Regions from separate parts of the Homo sapiens genome. Here region 2 is linked to region 1. Evidence: chromatin contacts called from ENCODE Hi-C or POLR2A ChIA-PET data. All regions are on one chromosome and are shown on one strand. The core of a region is the stretch at or near the end of the contact, and the rest is flanking DNA. Distances in the headings are between cores, read along the strand shown. Region 1 has its middle 50 kb from the start of KBTBD8. Region 2 has its middle 84 kb from the start of KBTBD8.

Region 1 (6,644 bases), core at 1,581-4,080:
GATTACTATACAAATGGCCTGAGAAGAACAAAGGCAACGGTGGTTTTGACAACTGACCATGGTGGATAAGATTTTAATTATTTAAAGAAATCCTAGAAAATCTTAAAAAAGAATCAGATGGAAAGAGAATCACTCAAGCTTTGAAAGGAAACCTAAGGTTAAAATTAACAAGGCACATTAAGAGCTGAAGATGAGTTAGAATAATACCCGATTTTACCTGGTATTTACCCTAGGTTTTCCTCTAAAATTGAGCATCTTGTTTAAAGAGAGTATTTCTTCATATTTCTAGATTTTTTTGTTTAATAGAGAATTCTACCTTGGAGGAAGCCTGAGTAGAAAATTTTGTTAAATTTGGTGACTGACTTAATCATGCCTTTGGGAAGACTAGCTATTCAGACCTTGCAGCTATAACTTAGACATCCTTCTGAAAAGGATGACAGCATCTGCCCCCAAAATAAAGAATTCAAATAGTGGGCAGAGTATCGGGAGAAACTTAGAGGCCACTGAAGTGTTAGCATAAACATGCAAATCTGCAAAATAACCTTGGTATTTTGCCAAGATTATTTTGCAGATTTGCATGTTTGCAAGCAACAGATATATACCATTTTGTATCTGTTGCTCAGAGGACAGCACTAAAATTGGCTCTTTAGGCAGATGCAGCTTTCAAAACAAGAATTAGATTTTAGGTCTTCAGAGTCTCAAAAACAAGAAAGGCAAACAAAACTTAGAGATGATTGTTGAAATATATTTAATATTTTACTTTTGCAACTTGAAAGCTAGTGACTTTTTTTTTTTTCTTTGAGATGGAGTCTCCCTCTGTCGCCCAGGCTGGGGTGCAGTGGCACAATCTCAGCTCACTGCAACCTCCACCTCCTGGGTTCAGATGATTTTCCTGCCTTAACCTCTTGAGTAGCCGGGGTTACAGGTGTGCACCACCATGCCTGACTAATTCTTGTATTTTTAGTAGAGATGGGGTTATACCATGTGGGCTAGGCTGGTCTCAAACTCCTGACCTCAGGTGATCCACCTGTCTTGGCCTCCCAAAGTGCTGGGATTACATGCGTGAACCACCGTGCTTGGCCAAAAGCTAGTGATTTTTATCTTTGCATTATTTTAATAAAGTAATTTTCAAAAGTTTTAAATGACATTGGAGCTCAGTTTGCAAGTTTATCTTCTATAGAATCTTACATACATAAACCAAAAACTAGAAATTTATTAGTTTTAACCTGTAAATTCACATTTATTACAGTTTTTACTTAAAAATAGACTGTTGACAAGCTGATAATTTGAAAACAGAAGCTGTCATTATAATAGTAGTTATGACAGTTGTAGTCCTTTGTCAGCTTCAAGACTCATCTGATTTTTGTATGTTATTTTGTTTGCACAATAGGGAGAAAAATCTTAATTCACTAAATAGGAGCAAATAGCTTTCTAACACACTCATTTTGCATTCTTTGGGTACTGGATTACTTAACTGATTTTGAAACACCACAAAGAATGGTAGATTGTTTTCCTACATTTATTCATTAATACTTCTAACTACTGTTCACATAATTAAGTGTTCAAATTTCAGAGAAGTTGATAAAAAGATATAATCAATTCTTTTGGTAGAAAATGCTTTTAAACTGTATCTTATAATGTGATGGTAAGTGGTGTTTTAAAAAAATCTTGTATACTTCAATGTTTGTCTATAAAATATAGAGTCACTTAAAATTTCAAGTAGTAAAATGGATTTTGCTTTTCATATTAAGTCCAAAATTTTGTTTCATTACTAAGGATGGTATAACTACAACCTGAACAGCCTTACAAATGTTATTTATGTTGTAAAAATTACTGTCAAGACAAAGAAGCTGATGTAAAATGTATAATCAAATGTGACAGATATCACACTCATGAATAATTAATAAAAAGCCACGTATGAAAAGCTACATGTATTTCAAAAAATTAATATTGCATTTATAAGAAGTTCAATTGTATGGAAAGAGATGTCCAAGCAAATATTATTTTGAAATTTGTGCCTGACAGCGAAAGATCAGGCATTAATGCTCTCCAATGTGTTAACATTTGGTATTTAGCACTTTTGAACAAGTTGGTTTGTGTGTTTGTGTGTTACAGTATAAATCACATCAAAAAAAGTATAAAGTCATGTTTGAATTAAACAACATTGTGTGACTCCTGAAGCACATTTTGAAATAGCTTTTAAGATATCTCAATAGTAGAGTCAGAGTTTTGGGACTTAGGATTGGAAACAATTACTACAAGCCTAAAATCCTGAGCTTTCATGTTGGTGTATAAATCCCATAAATCTCTTAATCACTCCTAGGGCAAGCTTTCATCTAATTTTCCCAAGAGAGAGTTATCAGACAAATTCTTGGAGTTCAATTAGGGCATGTTGGAGCTCTTCAGAGGATAGGTTTCATATAATTCTAATAAATCAATATGAATCCCAAGCTTGTATAATATAATTGTGTTAAATTCACTTCTTCAGAATGCTGTGCTATGACATTATGTCTTTAAATTGTTATCACAAAAGGCTGAATTTCTTTTCTAAAAAAAAGTAAAGTTAAACCTTCTATAAGTAAATAATAGGGCATTTTCTAAAGCTGTCTCACAGTGTATTTTTCTGGTTTGGTCTTTAGTTAATTTTACCACTGGTCTGTATCAACTAAAGGTATTTTATTTAAGATGTCACGAATAGTAATAATTACTGAAAAAGATATAGCACCTTAACTTAGGAGGCTGGTAATCTGTCAGAAGCGTAAAAATCATTAACACATGTATCCTTTACATAACTGAATTCACTTAAAAGGCAAACTACCAGGGTCTATAATTATAGCCTGATTACAACTTTCACTTCCTGTGTCAATTTCATGAAATGAAATCCATTCAGCGCACCAGCATGGCACATGTATACATATGTAACTAACCTGCACAATGTGCACATGTACCCTAAAACTTAAAGTATAATAAAAAAAATAAAAAAATAAAGTCAGCTCATAATAAAAAAAAATTGTCTTCATATCTCAGTTTGTTCTTCTTCCTGTTACTGTACTTTAGAAGAGTAATAAACTCTATTTAGCAACTCCTTTCCAAAAGTAGGCAATGTAAAATAAGTCAGCTTCTTCTAAAGCATTCATGTAAATGATTTTAGCCTTCCTCAGTCTTGACCTTTACTTACATTTCCCTCATTATGATAATTTTTCAAGCAATCTGTGAAAGATAATATCACAACTCTCACTTCCCCTAATTATAGGCTTGTTGTGAGAGCTGTATTTGCACTCTCCCACCTTCTTCCTGTTTTGTCCTTATGTTAATCTGTGAAAGAACTAATGGGCATAAATCCTTTAAAAATTATTTAATTCTGGTAAAAATACTTCACATGAGATCTACCCTCTTAGCAAATATTTAAGTGTACAATTATAGTTGACGATAGGTACGATGTTGTATTTGCATTTTTTTGTCTCTGTATTCTATTGACCAAGCTAGGCTCCTGAAGTGGTGTAGCACTATCTGGCATGGTGGATAGTGACATGAGAAGCCAAAAATGACTTCAGAAAGAGGGTAATTCAGAGGACTCATTAGCTTAGGTGCGAGGGAGACACACTACTGCATTGGAGTTGCATACAACTAAAGGGTTTGCTGGACAGCCAGATTTAGTCAGGCAAGTTCTGCCTTCTTGTTCAGATATGTTTTAGCTGGATAGAAAACACTTAAGAAATATCTATTAAGTAAATCCATTCACATAACCAGATATGGGAAAAAGCTGTGTTAGCATGTTCCTGGTATTGTAGAAACCCCATTTTTCACCAATGTACAAATAGAAGGCTCTGCTAAATAACTAATTATTACTTACTGCTATCCTAATAAAGGATAAGAAGAATGCCCATTTATCCAAGTGGGAAAAATTGAAATAATTATTTATTCTTGTTTTTGGAGTGTACTTATACATATATACTTGAGTGTGACTTTCATTCTGGAAACTCACATTGCTTAAAAAAAATTAAGCCACATTAAACTGAAGTTAAATAGTAGTCAAACTACGATTATCTGACTCAAGTGACAACACATTTATCTTTTTCCCATTCTTTCTTTGCTGATCAGTTCTTCAGTTCCAATATAGCTCCCCGTTGACTGCAGCAAAGCAACAGCCTTGATAGAGTTGATTTTTTTCTTCCATTTACTATTTCCCATCTTACTTATCACATAGGAAAAAAGAAGTGCTTTGCCATATATTGCAACTTCCAGAAAAACAAAATCTTCTTTATTTACATTAGAAAGCCCTGAAATAAGTGGAGCAGGTGAAATTGTCACAAAATTTGAAGGCATGAGTTAGCATGGTTAATCAGACATTCTATTCAAAGGTAAGGCACATAGGCTGTCTCATCTTTGACAGGAAGTATAGAGGACTAATGATTTTATCCATTCTTTCTCCCTCATTTTGCTTCATGCAATATACAAAAAATGATTCAGGTGGGTGAAAGACTTACATGTGAAAAGCAAAGCTTCTACGCAATTTTTTAAAAGGAGTTAGGGGAATATTTTTGTGTCATTTGCTAAGATTTGGTTGTTTGACCCCTCCAAATCTCATATTAAAATGTGATTCCTAATAAGGTGTTTGAGTCATGGGAGTGGATCCCTCATGAATGGCCTGGTGTTATCCTTGAGATAATGTGTGAATTCTTGTTCTATTAGTTCCCATAAGAACAAAAAAGAGCCTGGTGAAAAAATAAAATAAAAATAAAGATAAAAAAGAGCCTGGAACATCCCTGCCACCCCGTTGCTTCCTCTCTTTCCATGTGTCTCTGCACATGCCAACTCCCCTTCACCTTCCATTATGAGCGGAAGCAGCCTGAAGCCCTCACCAGAAGCAGATGCTGATGCCATGCTTCTTGTACAGGCTGTGAAACTGTGAGCGAAATAAGCTCTTTTTCTTAACAACTTACCCAGTTTTAGGTATTCCTTTATAGCAATACAAACATGGATTTAGATAGCACTGGAGCAAAAATGAACAGATCACAAGAGAAATGATTGGTAAATCTGACACATGAAAATTAAAAACTTGTATGTAAAAAAAGACACTGTAAACTAAGTTAAAAAATGACGACAAAAGGGAAAAAGATATTTCAAGACTTATAAGAAAAAGCATTCCTATCTAGAAACTGTAAACTCCTACAAGTCAATAAGAAGACAACGCAATTAAAAAATGGGCAAATAATATGAACAGGTAATTCACAGATGAGAAAACTCAAATAAACATATTAAAAGATGTCCAACCTCACTAGGAATGTGGGGAATTCAAACTAAAACAACAATGACCACATTTTATACTTCAAAATTTACAAGTCTATTAATACCAGGTTTTAGCTTGTAGAGAAAGAGGGAATTTTCATAAACTTCTGGCAGAAGTATAAATTGGTAAAACCACTTGGGAAAGCAATTTGGTAACACTTGGTAAAGAAAATAAACCTATCCACATTCAGGTATATTCCTTGACTTTTGCACATATGCATAAGGAGACATTATAAAGGTATTCATTACAGCAATGGAAACAACTAGATGAATGGCCACATAAATGACAAAATCCTATATGGTATCTAAAATGAATAAATATACCCAATACATATCAAAATATGATGTTCAGTGAAGAGCAAGTTTCACAATGTTTATTATTCAACTTGTATAAAAATATTAAGATATAGTTTATGCAGAAAAATATACAAATATGGACAGGAAAGATATAAGCCATCATCAGAATAGAGGTCATCTTTGGAGAGAGAAACATGGAGGGGATTGGAATAGGGGAAAGAAAAGAGGACATTCACTCTTCTCTGTAATATTTTATTTCATAAAAACAATTGCTGAAGCAAGCATGGCAAAATTAACATCTATCATTTGGAGTAATGAGGACATAAATATATATTATATTATCTTCTGTATTTTTTCTGCTTATTTTAATCATTTCATAACTAAGCAATAAAATAATAGCTGTACACTTTAAAGATAAATTAACGATAGATGCTCAAAACTAAAAATTTGAACTACTTAAAATATTTTATTTTCCAAAATAACAATTGATAAAAATTTTTTTAAAATTAAAAAACTGATTTAAAAAATAAAAAAGCTAAACATTACATAGCAGGACTTATAGAATATGGCCAATATGTTCTTTAGACAAAAATTGATTGTCTTTAATGCACTTACTTCAAGAGTTAATTCAGAATAATTCCTATAAAACCTGAGGCAAGTAGCTGAAGGAAATAACAAAGATGATTGTAGAAATCAATACTTTCAAAACTGGGTCTTTAGAAAAACAAAGAAAATAGAAAAATTTCTAGAACATTAAAGAGAACAAACAATAAAACCTAATAAGTGATATTAGAAATAAAAAAGGCATACCTACAGAAAGAAATAGAGAAGTAAAAATGAAAAGAGACTAATACACACACTGGTATGTGAACACATTTGAAAACAAAAAAAGAAATAAATCTTCTTAAAAATATACATATAAAACTTAAGAAGAAATAGGAAACCCAAATAAAAGGCAAACAAGGGAAAAATTAAGGATGGTATCAAAGGCTCTTGCATCGAATAGTATTATGAGTGAATTATTTAAGACGAAATACATATATATACCCACACATATA
Region 2 (6,378 bases), core at 2,974-5,473, 35 kb after region 1:
GACAGGGTTTCACCACGTTGCTCAGGCTGATCTCAAACTCCTGAGCTCAAGCAATCTGCCTGCCTTGGCCTCCCAAAATACTGGTATTACAGGTGTGAGCCACCATGCCCAGCCAGGTGCTGGATCGATCCATCCTTCCTTCCTTCCTTCCTTCCTTCCTTCCTTCCTTCCTTCCCTCCCTCCCTCCCTCCTTCCTTCCTTCCTTCCTTGGAGTCTCGCTCTGTCACCAGACTGGAGTGCAGTGGCGCGATCTCAGTTCACTGCAATCTCTGCCTCCCGGGTTCAAGCGATTTTCCTGCCTCAGCCTCCTGAGTAGCTGGGATTACAGGCACACACCACCACGCCAAGCTAATTTTTGTATTTTTAGTAGAGACGGGGTTTCACCATGTTGGGCAGGGTGGTCTCCATCTCCTGACCTCGTGATCCGCCAACCTCGGACTCCCAAAGTGCTGGGATTACAGGGGCGAGCCACTGCGCCCAGCCTGGATTATTTCCTTCTAAAACTATTCTCCAGCTTTGTTTTGAAACAAGGTTAAGTTGCTTTGAAACACTGTGGCCCTTTCAGGTCTTGCTTTTAAGCTTTGTTAGTGAGGACTAGAGCAGTGTTTGGTCTAGGGTTAATTTTCTTCACTACTGAGGTGCTCTAACTGAGTCTTTAAGTTCTCCATATGTTTTCACCTACTCCCCAAAAAGCATGTAGTATGACTGGCTTAGGTATCTGTGCATGGGCTCCCCAAGATCATCCCCAAGGTTCATGATTTGCTAGGAGAACTCACAGGACTCTCTATATGCTGTACTCACTGTGAAGATTTATTACAGCAACAAGATAGAAATCAAAATCAACAAAGGAAAAGGGCACTTGGGGTGAAATCTGAAACAAACTGGGTGCAGGTGCTCAAAGACATCTCCAAGTGGAGTCACACAGGATGTGCTTAATTCTCCCAGCAACAAGTCAGGACAACATGTGTGAAATATTGTCTACCAGGGAAGCTCATTACAAACTAAGTGCCCAGGGGTATTCTTGGGGTCTGGTCTTGTGGGCAGCTTCTGTCTGCCGTATACCTAGATTTCAGACTCCCCAAGAGAAAGCAGGTGTTTAAAAATAAAGCACATTATTTGTATGAGTAGTTTAGGCACAATGAACCAGTCTTATCGGGGAACAGTTGTAACTCTCACGAAGTCCAGGAGCAGCCTTGAAAGCAGGTATTTGCAAGTTATCACAGCAGTTCCAGCCCTGTTATAATAGCTCTTCTGCACAGTGCCGATCCCTTAAGTTTCCTTAGCACCTTATATTTCTCCTATAAACCCACTGTTCAACTGCCTGTCTCCCACAGATGGTAAACTCTTTTCTCTGTGAGAAAAGAAGGCAAACTCTGAGCCCGTGAGAAAAGAAGAAACTATACTTCACTCAATATTGCGCCTCCTGTACCTAGCCTAAAGCTTGGCATAAAGTGGATGGTCAAAAATACTTGTTAAATGAAGATAAAGGATTAATATTGTGAGACCATATAAAACTCTTAAGATTATAAAGATACATGGGCAAAGGACATAAAGAAATCAATATTCACTAATAAGCAAATCATCTGATTTTAAAAATTAGGAGTTCTTTCTAATGTATTAAAGTGACAAGGGTCAAATAAATATTAATATACGAAGTTAAGGATATGGATAAATGGTAACTGTTATCCATTGCCGAAAATAATATGTAAGTTATAAATGACTGATTTAGTAATGTATATCAAGAATTTAAAATGTTCATTACCATGTCTCGGGAAATTCCACTTATAATAATTTATCATATAAAACATTAAGAGATAAAAAAAGAAAAAAGATATAAAGATGTTAATTGCAGCATTATTTAAAATGGTATGTATGTGCTAACACTACAAATGTCCAATGATAGAAGGTTAAATAAATTAAAAGATATAAATACAATGAGATATTAAGAAGTAAACCATAGATTGCTTTCAATAAATACTTTATGAGGACATGTAAAAACACCACAATGCAATAAGTGAAAAACTCAAGATATCAGTCAATATATTTTGTTCCAAATTATGTGTATATATGTGTATATTTACATATAAGATATGTATTATTAAAACTACAATAAAGTTGGGAAATATATATGTTAAATAATATTAACTACTTGTGAAGAGTTTAATCATGGGGTCACTGTTCTTTTCTTATTTTTCTTTTTAAGTGCTTTTCAAATGGGTGTTTTTGTAATAAGGATACACATATGTATACTTGCATACATATACATTCATACAAATGAACATGTATTTCCTAATTTGTTTCATTATTTCATTATTGAATAATAACTACTGTGGGGAGAGGAATCTCAAATTAAATATCATATGTGAAGCACACAAATAAAAAAAATTATACTTGTCATTAGGAGAGGACCAATTCTCATCAGAGACATTTGGGGGAACTCACTAAGTCTTAGTTGGTACTTATCCAGTACTACTCACCATTATCAATATTTTATTTAAAAATATACTTCTGAACATGTAATTGTTTCATTTCAGAAATTAAACACTTTTTCAATCTCCACACAGCTGAGATTTCTACTTCCTTTTCATGTGATCTTAGGGTTATGTCTATTTCTGAAGGCTAGTGTATGAAAGTATTCATGAGATATTTTATACTGTCTTTGAAATTTTGATTTTACTATCTTTCATAAGTTTTAAAATATTTGCTTTTAAAATGGGAGTGAAAAGTGCAATCATCAAAGGTTAATTAAATTTCTCCCATCTGGAAATATGAATATTCTGAATATTTACATAGGATTAAAAGATTTAGACACATACATGCACATACACACACACACCAGAGACAGAGACAGACTTGTAACTTCTACTTCCAAAACCCTAATAAATAAGATTATGTAATTTGATGACAGATGATTTATTAAACAGCATCTTTACTGACAAGTTGTATTCTCTGCAACATCTGTCATTTTCCTATCTGATTATGTTTCCATCTCATTCAAACCATTATAGACAATGAATATTTTGATTAGTCATGTTGGGATACTGAATTATATCTAAAACCAAGCTGCTTCTCTGTCCTGGTTTGGATTTCTCCTAGAGCAAACCGCAAACCAAGGACTTGGGTGCAAGTAACTTGTTTGGGAGGTAATCCAAGGAGACATATTGAGGACATGGGGAGTGAGTCAGGGAATCGAGGAATGCTTGAAGCAGGTGTTCATGATCAGGCTCCTTCTGAGGGCAATCTGGATCTTGTTCTCTCTGGAGACCACCAGACAGACTGTGTGGAACATGCCTGGGAAATGACCCACTTAAGGACAAGGAAGTGAATAAGTGAATAAGGACAGTGAATTCTTTTTATGCACCAACACTTCTCTATATTATTTGAAGGTCATCAAAGGGACATTGACTTCCGGCATTTTCAGCCATCCCCATGACCAGGCTGCAAATGCCAACAGGCAGAGAGGAATGGCGATGCTCGGTGGATGGGAACTGTCTGTGGGAGACTTCTGGGTGTGGAGGAAGGCCCCGACCACCCCTCTGTGTGGAACAAGACATGGCCAGGGAAAAGAAGTGATGCTTTCACTTTTATTCTTTTGCAGAGTCACTAGCTCTGACATCAGTCTTAGCACTTAGGAGCCCAGTGACTTTGAGCCAGTTATAAATCCTCCCAAACCCCAGTTTTTCTCATCTGGACTTAGGTTTGGTCAGAACAAGTATCTGAAACTTAGAAGTAGGCAAAAAGATTAGTAGATATTCCTTCAGTGTTATGCTGGGCTTGATTTTCTATTAGCTTGGCTATTTTACAACTCTGTAGGGACAGAGGTTGATTTGTAGATTTTTGTCCTATGGAATGCAAATAATTTCTATTTGATAGAATAGAGCACCCCAAAGCTGACAGTTATGCTTCTCTTGGACATTATTCCATTTGGTATCCAACCCAGAAGTCTTATCCTAGTATTGCCTACAAACATCTGGCATTTAAATGTTCTTTGAACTGGTTTTAATATGTCAAGGGACTTTTGTTAATGAATGAATTGAATAAAAATATTTGGCATGTACTCATTTTACATTTACCTGAGAGTCATAATTTTTGCCTCTTTGAAAACTATACTTTCACAGTTTTATAAACTTATTTTAGCTGTGAGACTCTCCCATCCAAGCCTCCACGGACCCACTATATGTAAAATGGATGAGTATGCAGGAAGTGGTATATGCAGGAAGTGGTGAATATGCAGGAAGTGAGTATGCAGGAAGTGAGTACACAGGAAGTGGTGACCTGCCCACCTCCAAGCCTCTCACAGGCTGCTGAGGAATCTCTTTGCCTCTTTGGAATTGAGTTTTTTAATTGCTCTTCTAAATGATTCTCACTTGTCTTTTGGTCCTTTCTTTGTTTCAAAAAGCTTTCTTTTACAGAAAAGAAAATTGTAGAGACAAAGACCACCCAAACGAAAATTAAACAGATTATTTAGTTGGAGCTTGCTATACAAAGGAGTCAGCCACCATCACTTGTGCTCCACATGGACTTAAAGACAGGCAGAGGAGAGGGAAAGCGTACAGGGAAAAGGAGGAGGCTTCAGGTATGCCCTGATTGGAGGCTGTTGGCATGGGAAAGCTGGAGGTGGGCTGACTGGAGGTGGAGTTCCAATGTAATTGAGTTGGGGAGCATATTTTACTTTTTTTGTGTTGCTCTAAGTAGGAAGTGGGAGGACAGTGGCAAAAATTAGGGAAGCTGTCAGCTATTAAGTACTGACTACTTTGGGCTGATGGCTACAGAAATTGTGATTTGACTTCTTGGACTGGCTGCTGCAGACTGTGGGGCAAAGTTCTCTTTTTATATATGATCTGGCCATTGTCCATTTGTATTTTCAGTCCATCAAAATGGAGGCTTAAGTGTATTGAGTTGCGTGAGGTTCTGCACTCAGTGGCTAAGGAAGACTATATTGCCTGTGAATTCTAGCCTTAGCTTAACTGTAAAGAACAAAGTAAAACAAATCCCTGAGGCCCAGACCAAGACTAGGAAACAACAAAAACTAGGAGGGCAGATTAAAGAGGAGGTAGAGAGAGAAATTGAGATAGAAAGTTTATTCAAAGGGACAATAATAGAGAACTCCCCAAACCTAGAGAAAGATTTCAATATCTACGCACAAGAAGGTTAAGAATACCAAGCAGATTTAACTCAAAGAAGACTACCGGCTGGGCGCGGTGGCTCACGCCTGTAATCCCAGCACTTTGGGAGGCTGAGGTGGGAGGATAACAAGGTCAGGTGATCGAGACCATCCTGGCTAATACGGTGAAACCCCATTTCTATTAATAAATACAAAAACATTAGCTGGGCATAGTGGCAGGCACCTGTAGTCCCAGCTACTCGGGAGCCTGAGGCAGGAGAATGGCGTGAACCCAGGAGGCAGAGCTTGCAGTGAGCAGAGATTGCGCCACTGCACTCCAGCCTGGGCAACAGAGCAAGACTCCGTCTCAAAAGAAAAAAGAAGACTACCTCAAGGCATTTAATAATCAAACTCCTAAAGGTCAAGGATAAAGGATTCTAAAAGCAGCAAGAGAACAGAAACGAATAATATACAAAGACACTTCAATACTTCTGGAAGCAGCCTTTGCAATGGAAAACTTACAGGACAGGAGAGAGTGGCATGATATTTTTTAAATACTGAAGGAAAAAGACTTTTATCCTGGAATAGTATATCCAGCAAAAATGTCCTTCGGACATGAAGGAAAAATAAAGACTTTCCTAGACAAACAAAAGCTGAGGGATTTCATAAACATCAGATCTGTCCTAAGAGAAATCCTAAAGGGAGTTCTTCAATCTTAAAGAAAATGAGATTAACAAGCAATAAGAAATCACATGAAGGTACAGAACTCATGGATAATAGTAAGTACACAGACAAACACAGAATATTATAACACTGTAATTGTGGTGTGTAAACTACTATGTTGAGTAGAAAGACTAAAAGATGAACCTATAAAAAATAGTAAATAACTATTTACTAAAAGTAAATAAAGTAAATAGTAAATAGTATTACTATTTATATATATAAAGTAATATATATTTATATATAAATATATATAAAGTAAATAGTAAATAACTACTAAAAGATGAACTATTTACTAAAAGATGAACTTATCAAAAATGTAAATAACTTTTTATATCTTATTATATTATATATATTATATTATATATTTTATATCTTATATATTATATTATATTATAATATTATATCTGATTATATTATAATATATAATATAATACATATCTTATATTATATTATATATTTTTATATCTTATTATACTATATTATATATTATATAATGTACTTATATAATTATATATGACATATTATATATTATATATAACACTTATATAATA

Evidence for each region. Hi-C counts contacts between places; a loop is a spot of excess contacts on that map. ChIA-PET counts read pairs that join two places held with the same protein, here RNA polymerase II (POLR2A). Pooled maps may share reads with other maps.
Region 2: a loop to region 1 is called in a map with no recorded cell type, with 7 times the contacts of the local background. The contact joins two enhancer-like sites. A Hi-C loop is called at or near these places in 1 of 168 maps with a recorded cell type or tissue (naive thymus-derived CD4-positive, alpha-beta T cell), 5 of 37 single-sample maps with no recorded cell type and 5 of 50 pooled maps. POLR2A ChIA-PET finds 5 or more read pairs at or near these places in 4 of 52 experiments (AG04449, OCI-LY7, activated B cell and 1 more).

What each region holds. Positions count from the first base shown.
Region 1 is chr3:67,045,366-67,052,009 of GRCh38, forward strand. No RefSeq gene overlaps it. Among named protein-coding and RNA genes, the nearest start is that of KBTBD8, 50 kb to the left of the region's middle. RefSeq lists a silencer at 2,736-2,795. Within about 2 kb of position 2,831, at least 3 of the 41 ENCODE cell types and tissues checked have a DNase peak (open chromatin) inside an H3K27ac peak, as active enhancers do; they include OCI-LY7, where a contact is called at or near this core.
Region 2 is chr3:67,079,233-67,085,610 of GRCh38, forward strand. No RefSeq gene overlaps it. Among named protein-coding and RNA genes, the nearest start is that of KBTBD8, 84 kb to the left of the region's middle. RefSeq lists an enhancer at 3,716-4,915. Within about 2 kb of position 4,224, at least 5 of the 41 ENCODE cell types and tissues checked have a DNase peak (open chromatin) inside an H3K27ac peak, as active enhancers do; they include OCI-LY7, where a contact is called at or near this core.